2 separate regions of the Homo sapiens genome follow, and region 1 is linked to region 2. The links are chromatin loops, found by intact Hi-C in ENCODE. Cell type or tissue: dorsolateral prefrontal cortex. All regions are shown on one strand. Region 1 overlaps NLGN4Y (neuroligin 4 Y-linked). Region 2 holds the start of NLGN4Y (neuroligin 4 Y-linked).

Region 1 (8,000 bases), 300 kb before region 2:
ACTGTCATATCAACTGAGAAATGTGAATATCTATGTATTTTCAAAAATGCCATAGAAATCTCTATGCCAAATGGTTCATCAGATTATTCATTGTTCCTGTTTTTAAAATAAAGTTACTACAAATATGAGCCTTTCCTCTTCCCTGTTATTAGCACTAGTTTGAGGTCAAAAGTCATTTGGTCTCCTGGGCAAAACATTATGAACTACGAACTCAAGGAATTCAGAGTTTGGAGGATTTTAGGAAATCCTCATCTGTCCTATCTTGCTAAAGAAGACACTGAGGAGCATAGTGATCTAGAAACTTGTTCAGATGGTGCAGGAAGTGAAGAAAGTCCTGCAGTTACTTTAAAGAAAGGTATTTTTTTAATTTTATTTCTTTATGTTTAGACAGGGTCTCTCTCTGCCACCCAGGGTGAAGTGCAGTGACACCTTCAGAGCTCACTGAAGACTTGACCTCCCTGGCTCAAGTGATCCTCCCTCCTCAGCCTCCCAAGCAACTGAGACCACAGGCGTCCACCACCAGCCCTGGCTTGTTTTTATTTATTTATTTTTGTATAAATGTGGTCTCACTAAGTTGCACAGGCTGGGCTCAAACTCCTGGGCTCAAGCCATACTCCCCACTCAGCTTCCCAAACTGCTGGGATAACAGGCATGAGCCACCTTACCCAGCTGATAACTTTAATAAATAACAATTCCAGAGGCTGAGGCAGGCGGATCACATCAGGTCAAGAAGTTTGAGACCAGCTTGGCCAATATGGTAAAAAACCATCTCTACTAAAAATAGAAAAATTAGCTGGGCATGGTGATGGTCACCTGTAAGCCCAGCTACTTGGGAAGCTGACGCAGGACAATCATTTTAAAACTGGGAGACAGAGGTTGACATGAGTGAAGATCATGATGCTGCACTCCTGCCTGAGTGACAGAGTGAGACTCCGTCTCAAAAAAAAAAAAAAAAAAAGAAAAGAAAGAAAAATTCCATTAAGATTTTGAGTACTTCAGATGTAAATGGTCCAGTCAGTGTGGTGCCATTCTGAAGCCTACCAATGACACAGAACATATCACAATGCTGTGTTGATGACTGAGATGGCTATTATGAATATTCATTTGTACCTGGCCAGGTAACAGAGGGCTGGATCTGTTCTGCAGATTTTCCTGCTTTCTCCTTTTAGGCCACAGCCAAGAATTGGTGATCCAGCTTCCAGAACCAATTGCCACAAATTCCTGTGGACTTCTCTTTGAAGTTTCATCTGATACTGCAGAGAGCCTCCCTCTTGCATTAGCATCAGGGAATTGCATTGAGTGAGCCTCAGGTGCTCTGGCAGGGCTCAGGGGTGTGGCTGTCTATGCTGACCACCACTTAGGCAGCATGAGCAATTACTACTTAGAGGCCCAAGTGCACATCTGGTTGGGTGTGGTTGCCTATGCTAACTACCACATACAAGTGCATGTCTGATTGAGGTAACATGATGTGAGTGTGTTTCTGCGGTTTCCCCTTCCCCTATTTTGCCAACAGCAGCTTTTTCCAGGTTATTAGCAGGGCCCCAGGGAGGGTTTGGAGCTCCCACGGGGACAAGTAGAGGATGTCATGCTGACTGGCCCAGCAGGGAGGTTCTTCCTAAAAGTGTGTTAGAGAGAGAGAGATAAAGGAAACTGTGGACACTTCCAAGTGCCTCATGCTGAACTGACCAGTAAGGTGGTCCTTTGCTGAAAGTCATGTTTGCAGGAGAGGAAGAAAGGGAAAGAGACAGAGGGAGAAAAAGGGAGACAGAGAGAAAGAAATAAAGGGAGAGAGACAGAGTGTGAAGGGGGGGAAGTGAGAGAGGAAGAGAGACAGTGAGGAAGAAACTGGGGAACTGGAGAGGGAGAGAGAGGAAGAGAGACAAAGAGAGAAGGGGAGAAAAGGAGAAAGAGGTGAGAGGATAGTGTGAGGGAGAGGGAGATCGAGGAGAGACAGTGGAAGGAGGGGAGAGAGGAAGGGCGAGAGACAGAGGAAAACAGAGAGAGAGACAGAGAGAAAGTGAGAGGACATAGAGAGGGAGAGACAGGAAGAGAGAGGGAAAGAGGAGAGTGAAAGGGGAAGAGAGAGAGGGAGGGAGACAGAGTCAGGGAGAGAGACACTATTCCTATGGGTAGAATCTACTTCTCTATGAATGCACCAGCCATGTTCCTAATGTTTCCAGAAGATTTAAAGAATTAATGTGAATTAGAGAAGTGTCTTTTAAAAAAACACGTGGTTAAAAGCCCAGTTGATTAAAAATCTATAAATCTGCAATATTGACATACTATTTCTCTTCCTTATTGACGTACTGTCTCTCTTCCATATTACTCTTACCAAATTGTAGCTAGAAGTTAATAAAATTTCAAATGTTCAAATACAGTGAGACTGTCAAAAGAAACAATAGTGTCCGCCCTTCTAAAGCAGTTATTTTTTTCCTATCATTGTAACCGACACCTAATTGTCACACACTTAAATGAGGAGATATTGCTAACCAAGCATGGTGGCTCAATTCTGTCACCTCAGCAGTTTGAGAGGCCAAGGGAGGAGGATCACTTGAGGCTAGGAGTTTGAGACCACCCTGAGCAAACATAGCAAGACCACTTCTCTATAAAAATAAAAATTAAAATTTAACCATTAGTCCCAGGTATTCAGCAGGTTGAGATTGGAGAAGGCTTAAGCTCAGGAGTTGGAGGCTGCAATGAGCTATGATCATGCCTCTGCACTCCAGCCTGAGTGACAGAGCAAATGGAAAAAAAGCTGAGTTAAAATATATGAAGATGGGTTCATTTTGTCTTTTGGGCATTTTCTGTTGCAATTTCCACAGTGACTTCTGGCAACCTGGACATGAATCTCAGCTATGAACTCTGACTATTCATTTCTTGGTTCAGGGCATTTGCCCACCCACCCCGGGGACACCATTATTACCTTCTGAGTAGTGGGACAGGGTCAACAGGCTGACACAGGAGGCCCCAGCCCCCGAGCCAAAGATAGTCACTCTCTTGGGGTCCCCGCCAAAGGCTCCGACATTCTCCTCAATCCACCTCAGTGCTTGAATCTGATCCAGGAGCCCATAGTTGCCTTTTGCTGCCTGGTCACCGGTACTTAAAAACCCTACAGAAGAACACAGGACATTTTTGTTGGTCAAAAAAATTGTGTACACATCCCCACCATTTGAAAAGTTATCTCATAGCTTGCCTTCTTCATTCTCTCTCTCCACAACCCTGTCCCCCACAAATTAGAGGAAAAACTGTAGAAAATTTTTTGTGGCAGAAATAATTACATAGATAATAGTTATTGTTTAGGTTGACATTATGATACCATGTCATCTTTAGGTATATATGGCTAATGTAGAAGGCAAAATAAATCTAAAATGTTAGTGGAAATTATAGGAAATTAGAGAAAAACCTGGAGAACAATTTTTGTGGCAGAAATAATTATACAAATAATGATTATTGTTTACATTCACCTTATGATACCATGTCATCTTTGGGTATATATGTGGCTAATGTAGAAGGAAAAATGCATCTACAGTGTTAGTGGAAATTACAGGAAATTAAAGAAAAAACTAGAGAAAAATTTTTGTGGCAGAAATAATTACATAAACAATGATTATTGTTAAGTTGACATTATGATACCTTGTCATCTTTGGGTATATATGTGGCTAATAGAAGACAAAATGAATCTAAAATATTAATAACATGAAGCAATCCCAGAAGTCATTGTAAATTTTACGAGGTTCAAGGTACCATTTGTGTGCACATTTTTCTTTAAACACAACAGACTCCTATGATAAATTACGTACTAAATGTCCCTTCAAATGAGTTAATGACGTAGATCTTCAAAAAAAGAAATTGTATGTAAGGAACAAATATTATAGTTGAGTATTTGGGGAAGGTTTCTTGCGTTGTTGTTTTTTACCATTTTCCTGTCCTTAGTTGAGCATTTCTCCCGAGCAAAGTCTGATGCCTTTTATGAACAACAGTGTCACATAAGGGAGGGGCTTGTTTGTATGATGACAGACTGCTTTAAGCCCTAAAATAACATAAATCCAAACCAACTACTTCAAAGCATATTCCTAACCAAAGTTGACAGCATTCCAATGAGAGACTGAGTGTTGGCTTCTACTTTTAAAACAAAAAGAGTAGAGGATGAGGCTGCATACCAGTAGAGTTAACCAGATTTTCTTCCATTAGGTTTCGTGAACAATTGGAAAAATGCTCTGAGCTGGAAAGGAGGAAATGGCCAGGCTTCAAAGAAAGTCATAAGATTTTTTTTTTCCTACAATGACAATAAATTCCAAGCCTAAATCAGGAGTCACCATTGCCTGCAGCTTCAAGGAGAGGCAGTATTGCAACTGTGAGGTTGGTCTTACTTAAGACACATCCTACCAATGTGATTTCTTTAAAGTTCAGAGAAACTTGATGTGAGATTAGCTGTGATTAGTGGGTATGTTCAGACATTACGCAAGCCCCCCACCATTTAATTAGTGATTACTAATTAGTGCTTTATGCCAAAAATGTTCTGCAACACCAGTCTCCATCACTAAATCTTTGACACGGTTTGTTCATAAAGAGCATCAGGCTTTGCCTGGGAGAAGAAATCCTTTCATTCAGGGTACATATGACAATGATGAATAATGTCAGTGTGGGTGCCCTCTAATACCACAGGGCAATGCTTTCGTCCCCTATTAAAGAGAGAGGTAATTAATTTTTAAGGCACGAGTAATTTTCTAACAGAATGATTCTGTCTTCAGCACATCTTTTCTTAACTCACTGTTCTCTCTTTCACAATTCTGCAGAATGATCTGTTGGCTTATTTTGTTTCTGCAGAGGATCGTGAAGATTTTCAACATGCTGTGAATCACTGGCCTTTCTTCCACCACAATCCCTTCCTCCCTTACAAAACAAGGGTTTTTGTAACCTTTCCAATAGCAGGCTAATGAATGTCCCTTGTGTTCAAAAATCTTAGTTATTCAAACAGCATCCTACTGGATGGATTGATCTTTGAGGTTCAGAATTTCCTCCAAATATTCTGTAAGCTTGCCAAGGGAAATGGCAATGCTTGCATCTCTGAAGTTTAACAAAAGAATGTGGTGTTTTGAAGCATGTGTTTTCACAGTTTCTGCATTGGAATTTTCATTTACTGCAACATCCAGGGATTATTAATTTTCTTTTTAAATTTAAACTATCAAAAAGGGGGAGTGCCTGTTTCAGGTACAGAATGACTGAAATAATTTTACGCTCTTTACAAGAGTATACTCCTTTCATCTTGAAACCACCTTTGCAAAACTTGTAACTGTGAGAAAATTATGACAGTGAAAGAGATCTGACCTAACCAACACCATCTTGTCTTTCACCACCATACTACAATGATCATTGCTGAGCATAGGCCAAGCTAACTTTGGGAGAAATTGAACTTATAGTTTAAATGATAATAGCCCTTCTTAAAACTAAACAACCTTTGTAAAACTAATGAAAGACCAGCAGGTTAGAAAAATGACAGATGCCTGAATTCTGCTAAGATGTTGGCTTAGTTAAATAATTACCAAACATTATCTGAAAGGTGAACCTAGGTGGACATCCTGGGTCGAGTGGGGACTTGGAGAACTTTTCAGTCTTACAAGAGAATTGTAAAGCACACCAATAAGCACTCTTTAGCGAGGATTGTAAAATGCACCAATCAGCGCTCTGTAGTTAGTAAGGGGATTGTAAAATGCAACAATCAGTGCTCTGTAAAAACACCAATCAGCACTCTGTAGCTAGCAAGAGGATTGTAAAATGCACCAATCAGCACTCTGTAAAATGCACAAATCTGCACTCTATAATAACCTAAAAGTAGTTAATCACAAGGAGGATTGTAAAAAGGGCATTCTGATAGGACAGACAGACAACATGGGATGGGACAAATAAGAAAATAAAAGTTGGCCAACTCAGCCAGCAGTGGCAACCCACTAGGGTCCTCTTCCATTCTGTGGAAGCTTTGTTCTTTCACTCTTCACAGTAAATCTTGCTGCTGCTCACTCTTTGAGTCCATGCCACCTTTAAGATCTGTAACACTCACAGTGAAGGTCAGCAGCTTCATTCATGAAGTCAGCAAGACCACGAACCCACTGGCAGGAACCAACTCTGGACACATCTAGTGGCTCATCCAGGATATTGCCATGTGGTGAGTACCGCTGGACCCTTTTCACTTGCTATTCTGTCCTATTTTTCTTTAGAATTCGGGGACTAAATACCAGGCACCTGTTGACCAGTTAAAAGCAACTAGCGTGGCTGCTGGACTAAAGACTCAGGTGTCAGGCTTTCTGGGAAAGGGCTCTCTAACAACCACTGAATCTTTGGAGTTGGGAGCATTGATTTGCCTGGAACCAGCTTCCATTTTTCCTGCATTTCTTGGCTGAGCCAAGGGTTGACAGAGAGGAAAGTCATTCAGCTCCAGGGTCCCAACAAAAAGTTGGTTGACCCTGCAGCCATGAGCATAACTTTCAAAGTTATGTTGCACAAGCGAGACTCGCCCATCTATCCTATCTATCGTGACCCTTGCCTTCTGGGTCCTAACGCCTGTAAGACAACCTTTCCTACTGCCTCTCTTCTCTGAAGGTAGCCCTGTGTCTAAAAACAACTCCCTGTCCCTGGTGATCTTCTAGTTTCTCCTATAAATGATTTATGGTATAAACTGTGGGACTCTGTTCCTTCTTTAGGTACCCAGGCTCCCCTATCAGAAAAACATAGTTTTCACCTGAAGCTTTGTTGGGAGGGGGATGATCTGGAATTTATCAACCCTCCTCAGACTAGCAGGCCTAACAAAGGCTATTCCTGAAGCTAGGATAAGGGGAGCCTCAGAAATTATATCCTTCCTTTTCATTGATGAGAAGTGAGGACAAAAGGTGTCACTCTTCCAACCCTGGAGATCCCTTCCCTCCCTAAGGGTATGGCCCTCCACTCCATTTTGATGCATATCATCTTTATAGGACAAGGATAAGGTCCCAATACTAAGAGGAGAATGCTTAGGACTCTTACAGATTTTTAAGGATGCATCACTAAGGGCCACTAAATCTGATTTTTCTCAGTCCTCTTTGTGGTCTAAGAGGAAAGGCAAGGGTGTTGATTTTCAAGAATGTGTTGGTAAGGGCTACTAAATCCGACATTTATTGGTCCTCCTTATGATCTAGGAGGAAAACTAGTGTTTCTGCTGCTGCTTTGGCGAGCACAACTATTCGGAACATCAGGGTCCAGGGACTGTTGCAGGATCTTGGGCAAGGAAAAAAGGCAAACCAAAACCACATTTGTTTTTTTCTTTTAGATGGGAATCACTCAGGCATCAACAAGCTCACCCTTGAAATGCATCCTAAGCCATTGGGAACAATTTGATCTGCAAACACTGAAATAGAAGTGGCTTATTTTTTTTTCTGCACTATGGCCTGGCCTCAATATTCTCTCTCTGATGGGAAAAATGACCACCTGAGGGAAGTATAAATTAGAATGCCATACTGTCCTTTGACCTGTAAGAGAGAAGGCAAATTGAGTGAAATATCTTATGTCTAAGCTTTCTTTTCATTGAAGGATAATCCACAACAAGGCAAAGCTTGAAATTTACATTCCACAGGAGGACCTCTCAGTTTAGCTTCATATCCTACCATCTATACAGCTCCCTTTCCTATCAGTAATAAGCCTCCTCTAGTCTCCCCCACCCAGAAGGGGAACAAGCAAAGAAATATCCAAGGGACCACAAACACCCCCAGGCTATGGCTTATGTCCCCTTCAAGCTGTCAGGGGAGGGGAATTTGACTGAACCTAGGTACATGTCCCCTTCTCCCTCTCCAATTTAAAGCAGATAAGGTAGACCTGGGGATGTTTTCAGATAGTCCTGAATAGGTATATAGATGTCCTACAGGGTCCAGGGCAAATATTTGACTTCACTTGGAAAGATATCATGCTATTGTTAGATCAAACCCTGGCCTTTAGTGAAAATAAAGTGGCTTTAGCTACAGCCTGAGTGTTTG
Region 2 (8,000 bases):
AAGTAATTTTCCACTTCCTACAATGGCCCTGATTATGTTTTTACATGTCAAAGATACTCTTTAAAAAGACTACATACACACACACACACACACACACACAGACACACATACAGAAATATGGAATGCATGTGTGTGTAGAATGCATTCATTGCATTGTGTAATAAAATACCGGATTTCTAATCTGAGAAAATACATCCTTGCAGAGGTCTCCATGAAATTCCTATATAGCCATCCCCCAACCCCTTAACATTTTGCTCATTTCCACAGGAAAATCTATGCTAAGGATTTGATGGATTACTGCTAACATCTTCACCAGGGCCAACTAAAGGTATGAAATAATTCTCCACTCTCCAAATCTGCCCTCACAAAACTGTAGATTTCTTTGAGATCTGATTTCTCCCAGCTCTGCCATCCTCTAGGAAAAGGCTCAGTGCGTTCATTGAAAGCAATCAGGTCTCTTGTAGTTTCTGCCACTTTGTTTTCATCAAAGTCAGGTGTTTGCACCCTGGCCATTTAATTTCTAGTTGGAGAAGAAAGAAGCTATCCAAGGATTTCTGAAACACGCACTTCTATGTTGCCCGCAGAACGACCACACAAACTGGCAATTCCGGCTTCGTGGGGATAATGAAGTCTCCCTAAACTTCTTATTTTGTTTATTTTTCCTTTTCTTTGCTTTTGCCTCCCTCACATCACAGGAGCGACTGATTCTGAAATGGAAGCTTATGCACACCACCCCACTTTTAAGAAAATATAATGCAACGCGGTCTTATGTAAACCCTACGGGCAATGGATGCCTTCAAAAAGCATAAGATTGGAGTACACAGAGAAAAAAACATCCCCCACTCCCCACACACAAAAAAAATGAACAATAGAAAAATAAAATAAAATAATAAAATAAAAATAATATAAGCCATACTACCACCTTGTGGATTCAGCTCGCAAGGACGTCACCTGCTTAGTTTCAAAACCCCTACCCAACCCCCACCCCAAATTTCTTAATTTGGGTCCAAATGGTAAATCTGGATCCTCCGTCCTTGCTCCGGGCAGTCTCGCCCAAGCCCTGGGCTGAATTCGTGACTTGGGGGCCCAGTGCCCCAGCTAGCTGCAAGCTCGGGCACATCACCAGGCCCAAAATCCCGCCGCCACCTCCTAGTACCCTTCCACGCTGCCTCCTACACCGCCTTCCCCTGCATCCCCGAGATAGCAGCCGCACATACATGAAAAGAGGCCCACACCTGCGGTAAGGTGTGGAAGAAGCCAGAGAAAAGGAAACCGGGAAAAAAAAAGAAAAAAAGAAAAAGCCTTCTCAAGAAGGGGAGGGGTATGATGCGTAGGACATCCTCCGGGTTCACCTCGTTTTCCGAGCGAGACATTTGTTCCCAGGGTGGTCCTAGGCAGGCCTCTGGGGTGCAAGGGTTGCCCTGACGCCCCCGCTCCCGCTCCCGCTCCTCCGGGTACAAAGGGCCCTGTGTCTGGCGGCGACTAGGCTCCAGAACTGTACGCCTGGGCCCGGATTTGCGCGCGGCACGGGGCCTAGATACCGGGGGCGCAAAGCTCGCGACTCGGCTCACTAGACCCCCGCCGAGGGACCCCAACCTACCGGTTCTCCGAGGGGCGAAAGAGCCAGGTCAGGCTGGGAGGCAAGGGGAGGAAAGGGCGTCCAGGAGACCGCCTGAAGGATGAGAGTGTCCCTGGGGTAGATCGGCCTCCTGGAAAACCGCAGGCAGAGAGCGCCACCGCGGAGTGGAAGGCGCAGGCCGGAACCTGAACCTCTTGTCCCACAGCAAGCCCCCAACCCACTCGTCATCTGCAGCCCAGTGGCACCTACCTCCCTCTCCCCACGCCATCCCGGCCCGCGCTTCCGCAGGTCAAGCCAAGCCGCTTCAGGCGCGGGTTGGGTTGCCCCAGCCGTGGCAGTGGGGAGGGGACGGGGCTGAAGTTCACTCTCTCCCTGCTTCGTCTCACAGCCCCTAGCTCACCCGCCACCGTCTCTGCCGCCTCCGACTGTGCTCTTGGCTGATCTTCGCTTTCAGTTCCGCCTAGGGGAGTGGGAGGGAACGGAGCCGAGCTGCGCGGGAATTGGGAGGTGGGAAGCGGGGGAGAAGAGACCAGATGAAATCGGCCCGGGTCAGCAGAGAGCCTTGAGATGGGATGGTGCGGGAGGAAGGAGCGGGTGGTGGTTGCCTTTTCTAGGGCTGTGGGGATGGTGTGCCTATTGGAACGGATTCCTCAGACCCCTCCCCCATCCCTACCTTAGGGACTGGCAGACCCGCAGGCTTAACACTCCTCCGAACCCCCGATGGGAGAAGGGGTGTTCTTAGTGGGCACCGACTAGGGCTCCGGATCACCTGATACCTAGACCAGGGCTCCGGGCGCCTGTCTTTTCGGCTTCCAACTTTTCCGCTCCTCCGGAAAAGCGGGCAGTTCAGAGATGGTGCCGAGGGTGGCAGCGGCAAACCGCCCTGCACCCCCATCTAAGGTCCAGGCCACACTCAAAGGCTTCCGAAGAAGCAAAACCACCAGCTCTACCCCACTTTTGCGGCTTGCCTCACCACTCCCACCCACGTCGTAACCCACACACACGGGAAAGGGGTGCATGGATACCGCTCCCGAGTTTGGAGGAGCAGCACGGAGCTACAGTCATTTCATCTTCACGCGGGGTTTCCAGCGCGCCCCGATCTTTCTCCAGCCCAACCAAGCCATGCCAGGTCTAATCAATCACTTGGATTATTTCGTGCATCCCCCAAGCCTTATCTTATCCGAGGCCAGGAGATGAAGGAAGGGAAAAAAAAATCTCATAATGCAACCCCAACCAAGCTTTATTTCCCCTTTTCTCTCTGGTTAATGGCACCAACCCCCAACCCCAGCCTCCCAAAAGAAGCACCCCAGGCAGTGGTGGTTTTCTTAAAGAAGACGAGGGCTTTGGAGTGGGGAGAAAAGAGAAGAAAAGCCTTCCATGCTCACAGTTTGCAGAAGTCCTCCTGCTTTCGCCATCTCCAGCCCTGGCCTTTTCCCTCCTTTTCCCCTGTACTGCATGTATGTGTGTGTGTGTACATATATATATGTGTGTGTGTATGTGTACACTCACAAACTCACACATACGCATATATATGTCTGTGTGTATATATATATATATTTTTCCCCTCCTTTCCCCGCCACAGTCTTCCTTTAATTTGTATGGAAGGCAGCGCTACTTTTTAAACACACCGCACATGGCCCCAGAGCTGTTCAAACAGCTGATTGCAGCAAAATGCTTCCAAACAACATTGGTGGTCTGCATTTTTATTTTTAAGTGAAAATAAAACCAAATGTTCCTGTGGAGAGATTGCATGTAAAAGCCATACATCGATGTCCACATTCCCATCCACACCAAAGAAATGGAGCGAGACAGATGGGAGAGAGTCCAGCCCAAATTGTCCAATAATAATAATAATAAAAGGAAAAAATAAATAAATATTAGATGAAATGAAGCTCAAATATCGCCAGTGAGGCTTTCCCTCCTTTGCTGGAGAGCCACTGCAAGTCAAATTGTTTAAACGGCTTTTTAAAATAAGGATAATAATATGCGAAAGACACGTCTTAAAACTGCACCTACCTTAGCTGTGGAAGACCTGCATCGCCGTTAAGAGTTCTTTTTACACATCCAAATTTTTCTAAGGAACCTGAAACGCAGTATGATTCAGGAGGATGTATTGAAAGCCCAGGCGCCTTCCCCTTCGGGAACCCCCCAACTAGATTCGCTCATCCAGAGGAATGCAAGAGCCACCAACATTGCCGGGTTTGGAGGAAATTCATTGTTTCTGCTGTCAATAGTGTGTCCCCGGGCAGAACAAGCATTACAATTGAAGCAGGAAAGGCCGAGCTAGTGGCTGAATAAGAGCTCTGTACTAACAGACAGAGATGGGAGAAAGATGTCTCTGCAAGAAAAAGAGAGCTAGGGGAGAGAGGTCCTTCTGCTTCCGGCGCTCTCCTTCTGCCATTGGACCAAAATGAATGAAATTTACAAACCCAGCAGCCAATAGATCTCCAGAGTCGTCCCAATCGCTACAAAACCCACGTCCACAGCTACAACCTCATGCAAAGAGCAACTAATCCCAGTGCAAACCAGCTGTAACAGAGAGATCCTGGGAACCCTGGAGATAGAGCAGGGTACCCAGATGCGCACAGCAAACCTTCTTCCTCTTTGCTTTTTTAGGAATCTCTAGGTACTCTCCACACCAAACATGATGTCGTATATGCAGACATCTTTAACTGTTTAAGGTCACAGTCTCCAGCAGTCCCTATGTCTGCGTTATTGTGAGTCAATTGGGAAGCAATGATATTAAAAAAAATTTTAAGAGCAGCGAAAATTGGAATACAGCTCTGTAAAGTACAGGAGCTTTTTATGCCGAGGTTATGGTTGAAAGAGGATGAATGAAGGCTTTTTGTTTACTTCTATTGTTATAATTTCATGATTTGGATAAAATATAGGAGGTGTGCTTACCAAGAGGCAGTTGTTTCTAAATACTCCTCATTTCCCAGGTCCAGGAGGTTATCTTTCCCAGGGAGTTTCAAGTTGCAGGGGGCGAGGAGGAGGGTGTGACCCCTGTATTTAAAATTGGGTTGGAGAAAGTTGGCTTGAAATTGACAATGCTTAAAGTTCCCAGTATTTAAAGTTGGCTTCAAGAAAGTTGGATTTAAATTGGCAATGCAAAGATCAGAGTACATCATAGAATGTTGTGGCAATGAACACAGATTCTAAAATGAGATTGCTTGGGTTTAAGTTGCATGTGACCTTAGGAATGAATTTTAATATTCGCCTCCATTTCTGCATCTGTAAAATGGAACAGATAATCTCCATGTAATATTGTCATATTGATTAGCTGAGCTAGTGTGTGGGGCCTGCTTATCTTCACAATATTTCATGGTGATTACTTTTATTCTACCTGGCTATAAAAGTTAGCTTTTCTTAAAATTATTTCATTGCCCATTAATTCATTTATGGAAGGAAAAAAGATAATGTCCACAACACATAGGACATTCTCCTAATTGCTTCTGCTTTAGGAAGTAAACCTAAGCATGAAGCCTTCCATGATGATGCGAAGGATTTTGGACAACATGAGCAATAATGGGGAAGATGATGGACATGAATCTGGGGACCTGGTTTCATGTTAAGACTCTATCCTCACAAATTTTGCCTTGTCATAAAGTCAGTTATGTTCTGTGACTCTGTTGAGCTGACATTATTATTACCTTTCCTGTGGGTTGCTTTTCCTTGTGGGGACTAAATGAGATAATATGCATGAAAGCATCCTTTGCCAACAAGATTGGTACATAGATATACACTTATCTATTAAAAGATATCTATAGCCAATAATAGAAAAATGTATATACATACATACATATATGTGTGTGTGTTCCCATTAGATATTTAGAAATATACATATACTTTTTTCCATTATTGTGTAGATATTGAAGACCCATTAACATGATAGTATTGTTTATAAATACAGCTTATCCCCCAAATCAGTGATATACATGGATGTAGACATATATATGTAGATATATGGACTATATATAGATATCTATGTCCTAAACTAAACCAGAACCTCAACTTGAACACACTAATTTATAATAGGCCACAAAGTCATGGACTTTGCCAAGAATGTATTAATTCATTGACTTATTCATAAGTTCAGGTTTTTTTTTTTTTAGCACTGACACAGTCCTAAGCACAGACATGTAACTGTGAGTGAGACTTATCCATTTATTTTTGAGAAAGCATACATTATAGTAGACAAGATAATGAAAAGCATGAGAAAAAAATGTGATTACAGGAAGGTGTGTACAAGGAATACATATAAATTAATAGGGACCCATAGAGGTTAAAATAATTAACCAAGGGTTTGCAAAGGAAGAACATTCAGAGTAGGGAAGGAATGGTACATCGACACTGATTGGTTGAAGAAGTTGAAAAAGAAGCCATGGCTAAAGACATCGCAGCAATACTGTATGTGTGGAGATCTAGAAATAGGGAGGGTTTGGCATGGCAGGACATTGAATTTGAAAAGAAGGTAGTGAGGAAAGGATTAGAGACCTAATTGTGAAGAGTTTTAAATGTCATGCTGAAAAGGTGGAATTTATCCAGTAGGCAGTGGGAAAGCCAATAACACATTTTCTGCAGTGAGGGAAGAAGAAATAATCAGATTTATGTTTTAGGACAATCACTGTGATGGCAACATGGAGAACTAGTTGAAGAGGGCCAATGTGGAAAGCAAAGAAAATGTTTGTAAGGTTGTTGCAAGAATGGCTGTGACAAATCAAGTCCTGAATGAGAGAGACAGAGAGAGAAAGAGAAAAGGAGAAAAAGAAGGGACAGAAAAGAAGTGGAGGGGAGTGGAGGGCAGGGGAGATGAGGGGAGGGGAGAGGGGAAGGGAAGGGAGTGGAGATTGCTGTGGGGAGACATCAACTCTAAATACTTTAAGGCAGCATGATAAAGTGAGATTGGGAGGGAGATTTTGGGCAAAATCTGAATGCTTGGCTTAGTTTGTGGGTGCATTGGTTGGGTAGCAGATCTCTTCCCTGAGACATGTGACCTGGGAGAGAGCAGACAAGTCACTTCTGTCTGAATTACTTCACTAAGACTTTTTAAAATTAATTAATTAATTTCTTAAAAAAAAAAAAAAGGCCAGGAGCAGTGGATCATGCCTGGAATCTCTGCACTTTGGGAGGCTGAGGCAGGGGGAACACTAGAGCCCAGGAGTTCGATATCACCCTGGGCAATGTAGTGAGATCCTGTTTCTACCAAAAAATTAAAATAAGAGTGGTAGTGCATGCTTGTGGTACCAGCTATTCAAGAGGCTGAAGGTTGGGCCACTTGAGCCAGAGAGGTTGAGGCTGCAGTGAGCCATGATCATGCCACTGTACCCCAGCCTGTGTTGCAGAATGAAACCCTCCCTCAAAAAAAAAAAAAATTAAGAAAGCATCTTAGACAAATGGAATCATGCTTATAAGAAAAAGTGAATATAAGATATTATGAGTTTATAATTTTCCCTAATCCAAAATCCCTCATAAGTGACCAGGATAGAACCTAAAACACCAGTTCTTAACAACTGAGCCACAGGATTACGATACAGACAGAAGAGCTTCGGAGGTTTAAATTCTGAATTCCTGGAAGAGATAAGGATATCATTCTTCATGTTTCCACTTGAAATCTAATTGTGGAGTATGGTGAGATGTGGGAGCTAGGAGGATTCATAAAATGAAATAAAACAGTAGGGTTCCTAGAAGGATATATAAGCTGGGTTTGGTACAAAGAACTGGATGAAACATGAGACATAATCTATACCACATTACTTGTTCTCTCTGATTTTCCATCTCAGTGTCTTCATCAACTACATTCTACATACTGTTATGTTCATACTATTATGAACATACATACATTCATACATACTATTATGTTAATGCTCCTATGGGATCAATATGTGGAACTCGAAATACAATACTGGTGAAGCCAGATACACTATAGGGCACTACTGATTCCTATTGACTCTCCTAATACAATGGTCAAATTGAAACAAATATTTTCAGTAGGATAATTGTTAGTGCAATAATAATATATACTATGTTATTAATCATTATTGGAAAGATAAATATGTATAGCATAAAAGATGCTTAAAATCTAATAAGGGAATAAATTAAACTCTTCAATTATTAAAATGCAACTCAATGTGTGATATATGCCATCTCCAAAGCATACAGAAGGCATAACAAGCATCCTATTGGGATGATGAGAAAAAGGTTCACAGAACAAGTTTTTTCTGGGGAATTGGAGAGTAGATATGGGAAATTATTCCAAGTTAATAATATCTAGAGAAGAGAAATAGATATGGAGTGAGCAGAGGCTTTGGAACTTCAAGGTCAACAAGGATGACCCAGGAAGATGGTTACAAAATCCATGCCTCTAGAGCTAAACACCAGGATTCAAACTTCACAGGTCTCGAGTGAGTTCTGGGAACCT

Evidence for each region. Hi-C counts contacts between places; a loop is a spot of excess contacts. Peaks named below come from ENCODE experiments on the same cell type or tissue, not always from the same donor. Only the 100,000 strongest peaks of a DNase experiment are listed, where the experiment ranks them.
Region 1: it touches region 2 in a loop (8-fold over the local background); 2 of 110 quality-filtered maps call a loop at or near these places.

Annotation. Positions count from the first base shown.
Region 1 is chrY:14,819,297-14,827,296 of GRCh38, reverse strand. It overlaps NLGN4Y (neuroligin 4 Y-linked), which reads right to left. Exons shown (of 7, transcript NM_001365588.1): 5 at 2,924-3,109. Among named protein-coding and RNA genes, the nearest start is that of NLGN4Y-AS1, 19 kb to the right of the region's middle. In dorsolateral prefrontal cortex, no CTCF peak of the experiment used is centred here; no DNase peak of the experiment used is centred here.
Region 2 is chrY:14,518,537-14,526,536 of GRCh38, reverse strand. NLGN4Y (neuroligin 4 Y-linked) reads right to left here and starts at 2,008. Exons shown (of 7, transcript NM_001365588.1): 1 at 1,829-2,008. In dorsolateral prefrontal cortex, no CTCF peak of the experiment used is centred here; no DNase peak of the experiment used is centred here.